Regions from separate parts of the Homo sapiens genome. Here region 1 is linked to region 2. Evidence: chromatin contacts called from ENCODE Hi-C data. All regions are on one chromosome and are shown on one strand. Each heading gives the region's core, a stretch centred on a gene start or an enhancer-like site at or near the end of the contact. The rest is flanking DNA. Distances are from core to core; before and after follow the strand shown.

Region 1 (4,660 bases), core at 489-2,988, 2.7 Mb before region 2:
TGTCTGAGAAAACAAAAACATTGCAGATTACCCAAAATGCAAAACTTGTAGTCAAGGTGTGTTGGAGAAATAGTACTGGGGATTGTACGTTCAGAAAAGAAATGGGCAATTTCTGGAATAAAGCCATAGAGAAAGTTTTATGTGGGTGTGAATCAGAATAAAAAAATGTTCCTTCCCTCAAGCAAAAACACCATAGTTTTTTCCTCTGTTATTTCTTCTTTTTTAAGTAACTAGAAAGAAGCAGTTTGGGGGTATGGGTCCACAAAGTAAATAGACTTCCTCAAATAACTTCTTAATATTAGAGAAAATAAAATGCATTATTTTTCCTGATGGGGAAATAAGTAAGTGTATTCCTTTGATTAGAGTCCCTGAAAAATGCTTGTGAGTGGATCCAGTGCTAGATGATATCAGACTCCTGGCATATGATGACACATATCAGTGTGTATGCATTCTGATGGAAAGCAATGTGTGAAATGCTATGACATTATTTGAATAAACAACCTTTTTTATTAAACATGCTTTATCCAACTTAAGAAAATTTAAGCTTAGTTTTAGATACCCACTTCTCTGTCCAAGTAAGTCATGATAGCTGTAGGTGGGACATGTGCATGGAATGTGAATAATCACCCTTCTGGATGATTGATTGCTTCAGTTCACTGAAAGTGTTTGTTTACAAGTTTAAGCAGTCTGTGGAATTTGGCATGACAGGCCCCCTTTCTCTTGCCTTCAAGGAGGCTAGAGCTTCACTGGGACAAGAAATATCACAAATACTGAGAGAATTGCTAAAGGCTATGTAAAGCTTCCAGCATAGCCCATCTTTCATAGAAATATTGATATAGTAGACATAATAAATATTGCATAACCTTCATAATTTTGGCAGTGGAAGTTGAAGCTGATAACTTTCACTTTTTATTATTTAATTTTTTTCCCTCTGGAATCTCCAAGTCTATACAGTTTGAGGATTTGTTTAAATCATGAGAATGAATAAGGAAGGTTCTGTAGGTTTTATAGGAACGCATATGAAGTATAATATATACTATGGAGCACTCGTATTTTTTTTCCTTAAGATTCTGTTTAGAAATGATGGTTAGCGCTGCAAGCTTTCACGTTTTCTCTCAGTGCTCAGAATTTTTTTTTTTTTCTTCCAGGCAAGTTTCTGCAGCAGCGACTCCCTCCAGAGGCTCCGTGAACCGAGGGAAGGGAGTAGGAACACCAAATACGGATCCGTTCAAATAACCAAATGGCAGGGAGAGGCAGCAAAGTTTGGGCAGGAAGATGAAAAGGATTGGAGATGTTTTCAAGAATGGTTGAATAGATTCATTCTATTTCTCCGTCTCCTCCCCACCCGCCTCCCACTCGGTCCTCTCCGTGCTCCACTGCCCCCTCTCTCCGCCCCGTCTTCCTTCCAGAGCTGTGCCCGCAGCGATCTTAGAGTGCGCAGAAACGGCAGTCCCCGCGAAGGCAAAGGCTCCAGCACCGTCAAAGCGTTTAGTTTCTACTGGACTGGTTGAGAATACATCCTGAAGTCCAAAGATGCCCACGCTGACGTTAAGCCTGAATTTTGTTGCCCCGATTGCCGCAGCTGACTCTAGCAGAAGCCCAGTCAAGGGGGCGGCCCCTCACCTCTCGGCGAGTTGATATGCAAAATAGTTACGTCAGATGGTGGGGGCGGGGCACCCCCGGGTTGAGTGGCAGCAGCTCCTGCCTAGGGAGGAGGAGCGAGAATCAGCCTGGTTCAGTGACTGAGACAAACTGGAGGTGAAAGGAGCTGGTACTGTCCACTGTGCTGTCGGTGCTGAACCTGAGACGCGAGCGGACCAGTTGCTCCAGCACCTGAAGGCAACGCCCTCTTGCACCCTCTGTGCCCTGTGGGACCCGCTTCACCAACAGGACCCATATCAACTTGACAAAGGAGTGTGGTATCGGACGTGGGAGAGAGTCCTCTGTTTGCCACCTGGGCGCTCATTCAGGCGTGACTTTGGAGATTTCTATAGTTTTAGACCAAACTATTTTTTTTTCCCCAGCTAAGACGATCTTTTGAGAGTTTTTTTTTTTTATTGTGATTTATATTTCCACAGCGTTTAGGAATCTTTCTGGGGGACTTTTGTGACTGTTAAAATAAGGTAAGAAAAATAATATTGTTATAAATGATTACAAGTGGGGGAGAAATACAGACTGCCATACAAAAATTTAAAAACAAGTTATGCTTATTTTTATAATTTGAAACTGGACTTTTGGCAATGATTACAAAAATATTTTAATAATTACTATTATTATTATTATTATTATTATTATTATTACAAGACAATCTGTTAGTGATTATGCACTAAATTCTAGAGGGGAAGTTGAGAGCTTTGCTTTTTGTGAAGTTGATGTCATTATGTTATATCTTGCTTTATAAATATAAATATTTTAGAGCAATACTTTCAGCAGGGTTCAAAGGATAGGAACCATTCCAGGAAACCCCCCAAATATATTAGCAAATGATGTTAAATAAATCAACCAACAAGTTGTTTAGAACAAATATAATCAAATAATTATTTGAATGGACTAGTCTCTGGTTAATCATCAATATTATTCCTATATCTAAAGCATAGACTTCAAAGTGCAGAGCTCTCTTAACATTTTTTGGAAGGGAGGAGGTAGGTATAGAAACATTTACATCATGCTGGGTCCATTTAGATGTGTTGTTATGCAGTAGATCCAAATAAAACTTGTGAAACTCAGTCTCTGAGCATTCCACACCCCAAGGTCATGTGTATTTCCAAGTTGGGGGCTGTTTGTTCTGCTGTTGACTAGCAAATGTCATCCCCTTGCAACCCCCTCAGGTTAGAGGTGGATGTAAATGGGAAGTTCTGATTTAATAATACAGTATTCGCTTGTATTATAGTCGCTTGTGCTGTTGGTAATTGAATGGAACTGGGAAGTGTGGGCTGAGAAAATGTCTCACTATTTCAGCAATGTTTAACCTCTTGCATGCTTAACAGAGAGCTTTTCTTTACTTAGAAGAATTTTCTTTTGAAGCTATGTTCCTTTTATCAATTGGCAGTGTGTTCTGAGTGTGTACAGAGAAAGAATTCAGTGTGGAAAACGACTGAACAATACTTCTCATAGTGAGCAATTATTAAATGATAGAAGTTATCCTGTGCTCTTTGTATTTCTTATTACTATTCATGACTTTGACAGGTGTGATGGTTTGCCTGATAAATGGAATTGTGGTCTCTCATTTATGTCATTTAGTAACATTAGATTAAGTATAAATGATGCCTGGAAAAGGACGGGGGTGGGGGATATTTCCTTTACATTCCAGAGAGAGAGAGTTTAGGTTGCAAGTAGATGTCCAATATTAATAGGAATGAGTTAAATATAAAGCTGTTTCGTACTTAATAAGTATTATTCAACTGAATAGAGCTATGCTTTTCAGCAGGCGTACACTAAGTTAGGTTTAAATATTTGTATATTTTAAAATATAAAATTTCTACTCTAGTTGCATTAGAGTTACTAGGATGAAGTTTAGCTTTAGAATTTTATGATTTAAACTAAATCCTCTAGGTAGAGATTTTTCATTGTATTTACTACACAGCCCTACAAGAGAGTGATTGTCACAAGCAATGCATATTGTTGCAAATACTAAAGGTCAAATGTAAATCTTTTGAAGTTGTTCACATGTTTTACCCTAAACAGATATTCTTTGTAGGATTCATGTCAGTCATGTGATCTTAAATTAAATATTCATACAAATTTTGAAAGCCTGGATTGGGTAGAGGGGCAAAAAAGAATATATAAAACACTGAGCTAGGAAGTTTATACAACATAATCTCCTTTAAATACACAGAGAATCATTCTTTCCACTACAAATTTTGAAATGTTCTTGTTAAAACTAATTATGTTGGTATAAATATTTAGGCTGTGAAATTTCTAACAGAATTATGGCTTATTTTATTTTCAATTTTATTTATTATCTTGAAACATGAATACATATCTTAATTTTATAACTTATTTGAAAGGCATACTATATATAAACATTATATTTACTCAAAATGTACCTAAGTGTGTCATTGACTTCCATTTGCACAAAGTTTTCCAAGATGTATGTCTTTATTCAAGTATAAATATTTACCTTGAACTACCAATATCTGGAATTCTTTAAGATGAAATTTAATGTTTCATCTAACAATAACATATTTAAACACTGAAGTCAAACTATGCTACTGGCAATAATAACCAAAGGTTGACTCAGTGAGATTGCAAATGTAAAACATTAGCTGCATTTTTTTTTCTGATTTTTCTACACTTTTAGCTTTTGCATCTTAGTCCTGAAATAAGGTAAAATTAGATTCCCATCATAAGCCCAAATTTAGCATATAGGGGACACTACTTAAATGCAGAATAACATTTCCACTGAAACTAATCAAATTGCCAACTTTGAAGACACTTATGAAAGATATTCAAATGTGGTGGCCCCTTATTAAGTCTTTGATCCACAAAGAAATGACCGTATTTTGGAGTTACAATGAATTCATGTAAAATGTAAAGGATTATTCAGTAACACAACACTGGATGTCTTGTTAAGACATTAACTCATTTCATTACAGACACACTGCAAATATATACAGCACCGTTTGCAGAAAAGTGATGAACTTCATAAAGTCTACAGAAA
Region 2 (4,801 bases), core at 236-2,735:
CAGAGGGAGCCCCAGCAGCTGAGTGGGAGTCAGGGAGTCCAAACCCAAACCAAAAGTAAGAATCCTGCCACCCTCCTGTTCGCAGTATATTTCCCAAGGTAATCTCTTCCCAAATACAAGCCCAGGGAGAGAATGCACTTGGCAGTGCCCACCAAGCAGCAGGAGGTATGTGGGATGGTCACCCTCCCCGTTCCCACTGCCCATTCTCAGCGCTACCCCCTATACATCAGAGAGAAAGCCCACAAGGGCAGCAGTACCTGCTTTTTTCTCTTATCTATCAAGAGCCTGTGTTACTTACTCTCCCTCCTTCTCCCAGCACACAAACACACATGCATGCTCTGTGGCCAATACTACATCACATTTCCAATTTAGAGACTGTTTATATCCCTATGTCTTTGGAAGCTCTCATCAATTTAGGTTCTTCTCACTTAATTTTTCCTCCTCTGCACATATGGCAAGCCATGTTTTTTGAAGCATACTTTTCCCTGGGACACTTTTTATTCTCTAAGCTCTTGAATAATGTCAATAGAATTTATTATCAAACAAGTGCATCTTGGACTCATTCAAGTAGGAGTAGGGGAAGGCGATCTCCCCTACTTTAGGGGAAGGCAATCTCACAATGCAACCCTCTTTTAATAGAAAGATGATGGATTTAGGAGTTGAAGAGATATGAGTTCAAATCGTTGCCCCAGTACTAACTGGTTGTGGGATCTTGATGAATTGCTGAATCTTTGAGCCACAGTTGCCTCATTTATAGATCTGGATGATAACAATATGCCTTGCATTGTGACCTTAAGGAAATAATAATGAATGGTATGTAGAGAGCTTGACAAATGTGAGGTGCTCAATAAATGAAAGTAATTGCTGTTTTTAACAAATTTCTTGGGTTCTGTGAATTTCAGTCTCTTAATAAAGCCAAATTCATTGTGAAGATTAAATGAGGTCATAAGTATAAAATATCACACGCAGTCATAACACATAGTAGGCAAGAAACTTTTTCCCCTACCAAGGGAAGAATTATAGGAATACTCTGCCCATCCTAATTTTGTTTTACAGTTAGAAAATGAAGGCTTAGTCCCAATTATCCAAGGTGGCAAAGTTGCTATAATCAATTCTCAAATCAGTCTCCCTTCATATCCAACAAAGTTCATGGCTCTTTATTAAAGAAATACCTCTGAATTATAAGCACAGTTAGATCCACGGCTAAGATGTTAAATGAATAATAAAATAATAATAGCTAACTTATAATTAGTATATACTATGTACCTAGCATGGTGCTGAAGATTTACATATATCAAGTCCTTTCACGAAAAGAAAAAAAATCTTTCTATTGTTTTAAAACCAGAGTAGATATGGTATCAGTCTTGAGCCCTGTCCTTGCCCTTTGTCTCGTGGCATTGCAGCAGCTATGTTGCTTCATGTTGGTAAAACAAAGTCCATAAACAAGGTGGTTGTCACAGTCGCCCCAGCATGCAGCACAATATGTGTTTTTCTGCTAGAGACAGAGTTTTGGACAAATGCCCTGGCACAAGTCAGCAGCCTAAATGTCCCTAGCCCTGCTTGATCTGCCTCAAGCACCTTATCCAAAAGGCACCAGACATTCCCAGGAAATATGGTCTATGTTAAAAGCCAAAGGAAAGCGGATTTTCCATGCTGGTGCAATTGAGAGGAGTCAGGCCTAGCCCGAGGCCATAGCAGGAAGAGGCTCTGCATTGTGATTGCTTTCCTATGCACATCCATCTTGGCCTGCCACACTTGCATTGCTATAACCCCAAGCCCACTTCAGCCAAAAATCAATCATGCATGCCTACTTGCACTTGTACACCTAAACACACACACACACACACACACACAGAGAGAAAGGCATGCTCTGATGCCTCTTGGCACACATTTTGGATCAGCTTCATTAGGGTAACCATCTGGGTCATTTCAATTCTGTTTCCAGTCCTGAAATAATTATGGCATCTGATTCAGCCACTCCCCCTCCCCCACTTCTCCCCACTCCCTACCTCCCCTGCCCCATCTACCAGCTGCATAAGTGTAAAACTTTGTAAAGAGAATATAATTAATGTTTTGGAAACATTGGAGAATTTTTTAATCCACATAGGCTCATATGGTCAGAGGCCCAGAGCTAATCTCTTTGCTGGTCAGAGCAAAAGCAAGCCCATAGCACCATGGATTAATTCCTTAGAACTGTGTATCCTCTCCCTACCTCCTTTTCTGATCTCTCTGAACTCTCCAATGTGGCTAAGCTCATAATTGGGACAGCAGCCAACAAATAAAATGTGACTCTGTAATTTCATCTGCATCCATCCAAAATGTACTAAAACGACTGCTAGGGCCTTTGGCCTCTACTAACTGCTTGACTTTATTTATGCCAAAAAAAAATGATTATAGTTTGGGTTAATATAATCACATACCGGCCCAAAAAATCCCCAAGCTTGCAAACGGTAAGTGGCTAATGTATGTAAAAATACAGTCATTGGAAGACACTGTCTATTAAAGTATTTCAATCACTGAATTTTTAAACTATGGAATTTTAAAGGCTGCAGAAGATAAGAAATTTATATAAATCAGACTGGTCATGACAAATTCACCAGCCAATTACTTTATCTCCCCATGGCCACATAAATGTTGTCTTTAAAGATGTAAGCATGCAGCTGCCTATGAGATAAAGAACATCATAAGTAAAGAACATTTATTTTATTGTTTTTGTTTGCTTGACTGATTTCTTAAATACTTTTGCTTCTTCTTACTGCCTAATTTATTCATTCATCAGCCAATATTTATTAATGTATTAATATTTATTAACCCCCCTTCTAAAAGATAAATCTGTGAATAAGCTGGGCACAATCCCTTTCCTCACAGAGCTTATAGTCAAGTAGAAGACACAGAAAGTAAGATTTTATGATACAGCACAATAACCATATGAAACCACATGAAAAGTGAAGTACAAAGTATTATGGAGACACTTGGGAAGAGCAACCAACCAAGACTCAGGGAAACAGCCTATTAGAAAAGACCTGAGGGCTGGACAGAAATTTGCCAAATAGACATGGTTGGGAAATACATATTTCAGGCAGGAAGAAACAAAATTAGCAAAAATCAGGAGAATGGAGAGCTCAAGGCTCATTGCAGAAAAAACCAATTTTATGTGGCTGAATTTTAATGTATGAAGGAGAATTGGGAAAGAAGTTTCATCAGTAAAAAGGGGATAAGGAGACTAGAATTTATGCTGAGATCAAAGATCTCCATTTTTAAAATAGAGAAACTCCACAAATAGATTTTTTGTTTTGTTTTGTTTTTGTTTTTGTTTTGAGAAAGGGTCTTCCTCTGTTGCCCAGGCTGGAGTGCAGTGGTGCAATCTCAGCCCACTGCAGCTTCAACCTCTGGGACTCAAGTGATCCTCCCACCTCAGCCTCCCAAGCAGCTGGGACTACAGGTACACACCACCATGCCTGGCTAACATAATTAGATTTTGGTGGTTAAAACATTTTTCTGTTAGCTTTGTGGAAAAGGAGTTGGATGGAAGCAAATTGAAAGGAGTGAATTGGCACACACAAGGACTAAGTTTGAGAACTTCTGAAACTGAGGACTCTAACACATACAGATTACTCTTTATTCTAAGCTCAAAGGATCTATCTTCAACCAAGGTCATCTGAGGACATTAGACTGTGGGCTGTTCAATGAGTGTCCCATTTCTTCACTAGAAATGCTCCTGGTTGATGGCAATGGTTATTGTCTACCTGTGCACAGTAAGGTCCTGCCAGACTTTGGGTATATGAAGTAGGAGGTTACCAAACTTCATATTTCTCAATTGCAACAATGTTACACTTTAGCATAGTTAACTTTTATGCTGGCAAAAACCACCATTGGCAAACTCTGTTATCTGGATACTTTGGGTTCCCAGTATCATTTCTGAAAAAGCCACCAGCACATCCTGACAGATTATCCACAGATTACATCATTACAATCAGGCATCACACAGGTGTAATCTTTTTGCAGCTCTGAAGTTATGACCAATCTGTGGGCATGTTCAATAGTTCATCTCCTGCTTTACAAGGCATGGGAGGGATTGAGCAGGACAGGCCTGATGAGAGCCCACCACAAATATGGAGCTCGGTTCAGAGGCTGGCAAAATGAGGGTGATCTCAACTCAGGTAGTGACAGAATAAGACTGGAGAAAGCAATTCAAGAAATAATTACAAGATAGGTCTTGGCTAATGACCGGATGAAGGGGAAGAATCTAAGAAGTGTATTATTAAATAAAGACTCTAAGACTTGGCCATCAATATAGCTGGAATCTCATCATCTATTTTGTGGTTTTTGAAAGAATTTAATGCATTTCACAGGCTGTCAACACTATCAGTAGTACGATGTTTTCCCAGCAAAGACTTCCAGGCCAATATGCCAGATGAAGAAGAAAATAGTGACCCAAAGGATGTTGCTTTCCTGGCCTTCTCTGTCCTCTTTTAGTTTCTCCTCTCCCTTCTGGGGCTTCCCACCCTCCAGCCACTTAGGGCCCTGACACTGAGTCCTGGCTTCCACAAGCTACTCTCCAGCCTTCCTGTCTTGAAAAATTCCAGTCTTTTCTGTTCTACTCACACACCATCAAAAGCTGTCACTTCCCTAGCCCTTTGCCAGGTGGGAAGGAGATCTAGCACCAATTCCATAGCTGATAATGTTTTGGACTTTTCTCTGAGTCACTTTTTATTTTAGTCACTTTTATCTGAGCCTCTGTTTGCTTACCTGCAAAAATTAAGTCAATTGGCATAGATTGGAGGTCAGAAATTCACATACT

What was found. Hi-C counts contacts between places; a loop is a spot of excess contacts on that map. Pooled maps may share reads with other maps.
Region 1: a loop to region 2 is called in a map of pancreas, with 8 times the contacts of the local background. The contact joins the promoter of FSTL5 here to the enhancer-like site in region 2. A Hi-C loop is called at or near these places in 7 of 168 maps with a recorded cell type or tissue (A673, MCF 10A, PC-9 and 4 more), 13 of 37 single-sample maps with no recorded cell type and 16 of 50 pooled maps.

The regions. Positions count from the first base shown.
Region 1 is chr4:162,161,078-162,165,737 of GRCh38, reverse strand. It overlaps FSTL5 (follistatin like 5), which reads left to right and starts at 1,738. Exons shown (of 16, transcript NM_020116.5): 1 at 1,738-2,123. RefSeq lists an enhancer at 1,475-1,584.
Region 2 is chr4:159,495,580-159,500,380 of GRCh38, reverse strand. No RefSeq gene overlaps it. Among named protein-coding and RNA genes, the nearest start is that of LINC02233, 280 kb to the left of the region's middle. Within about 2 kb of position 1,485, at least 2 of the 41 ENCODE cell types and tissues checked have a DNase peak (open chromatin) inside an H3K27ac peak, as active enhancers do.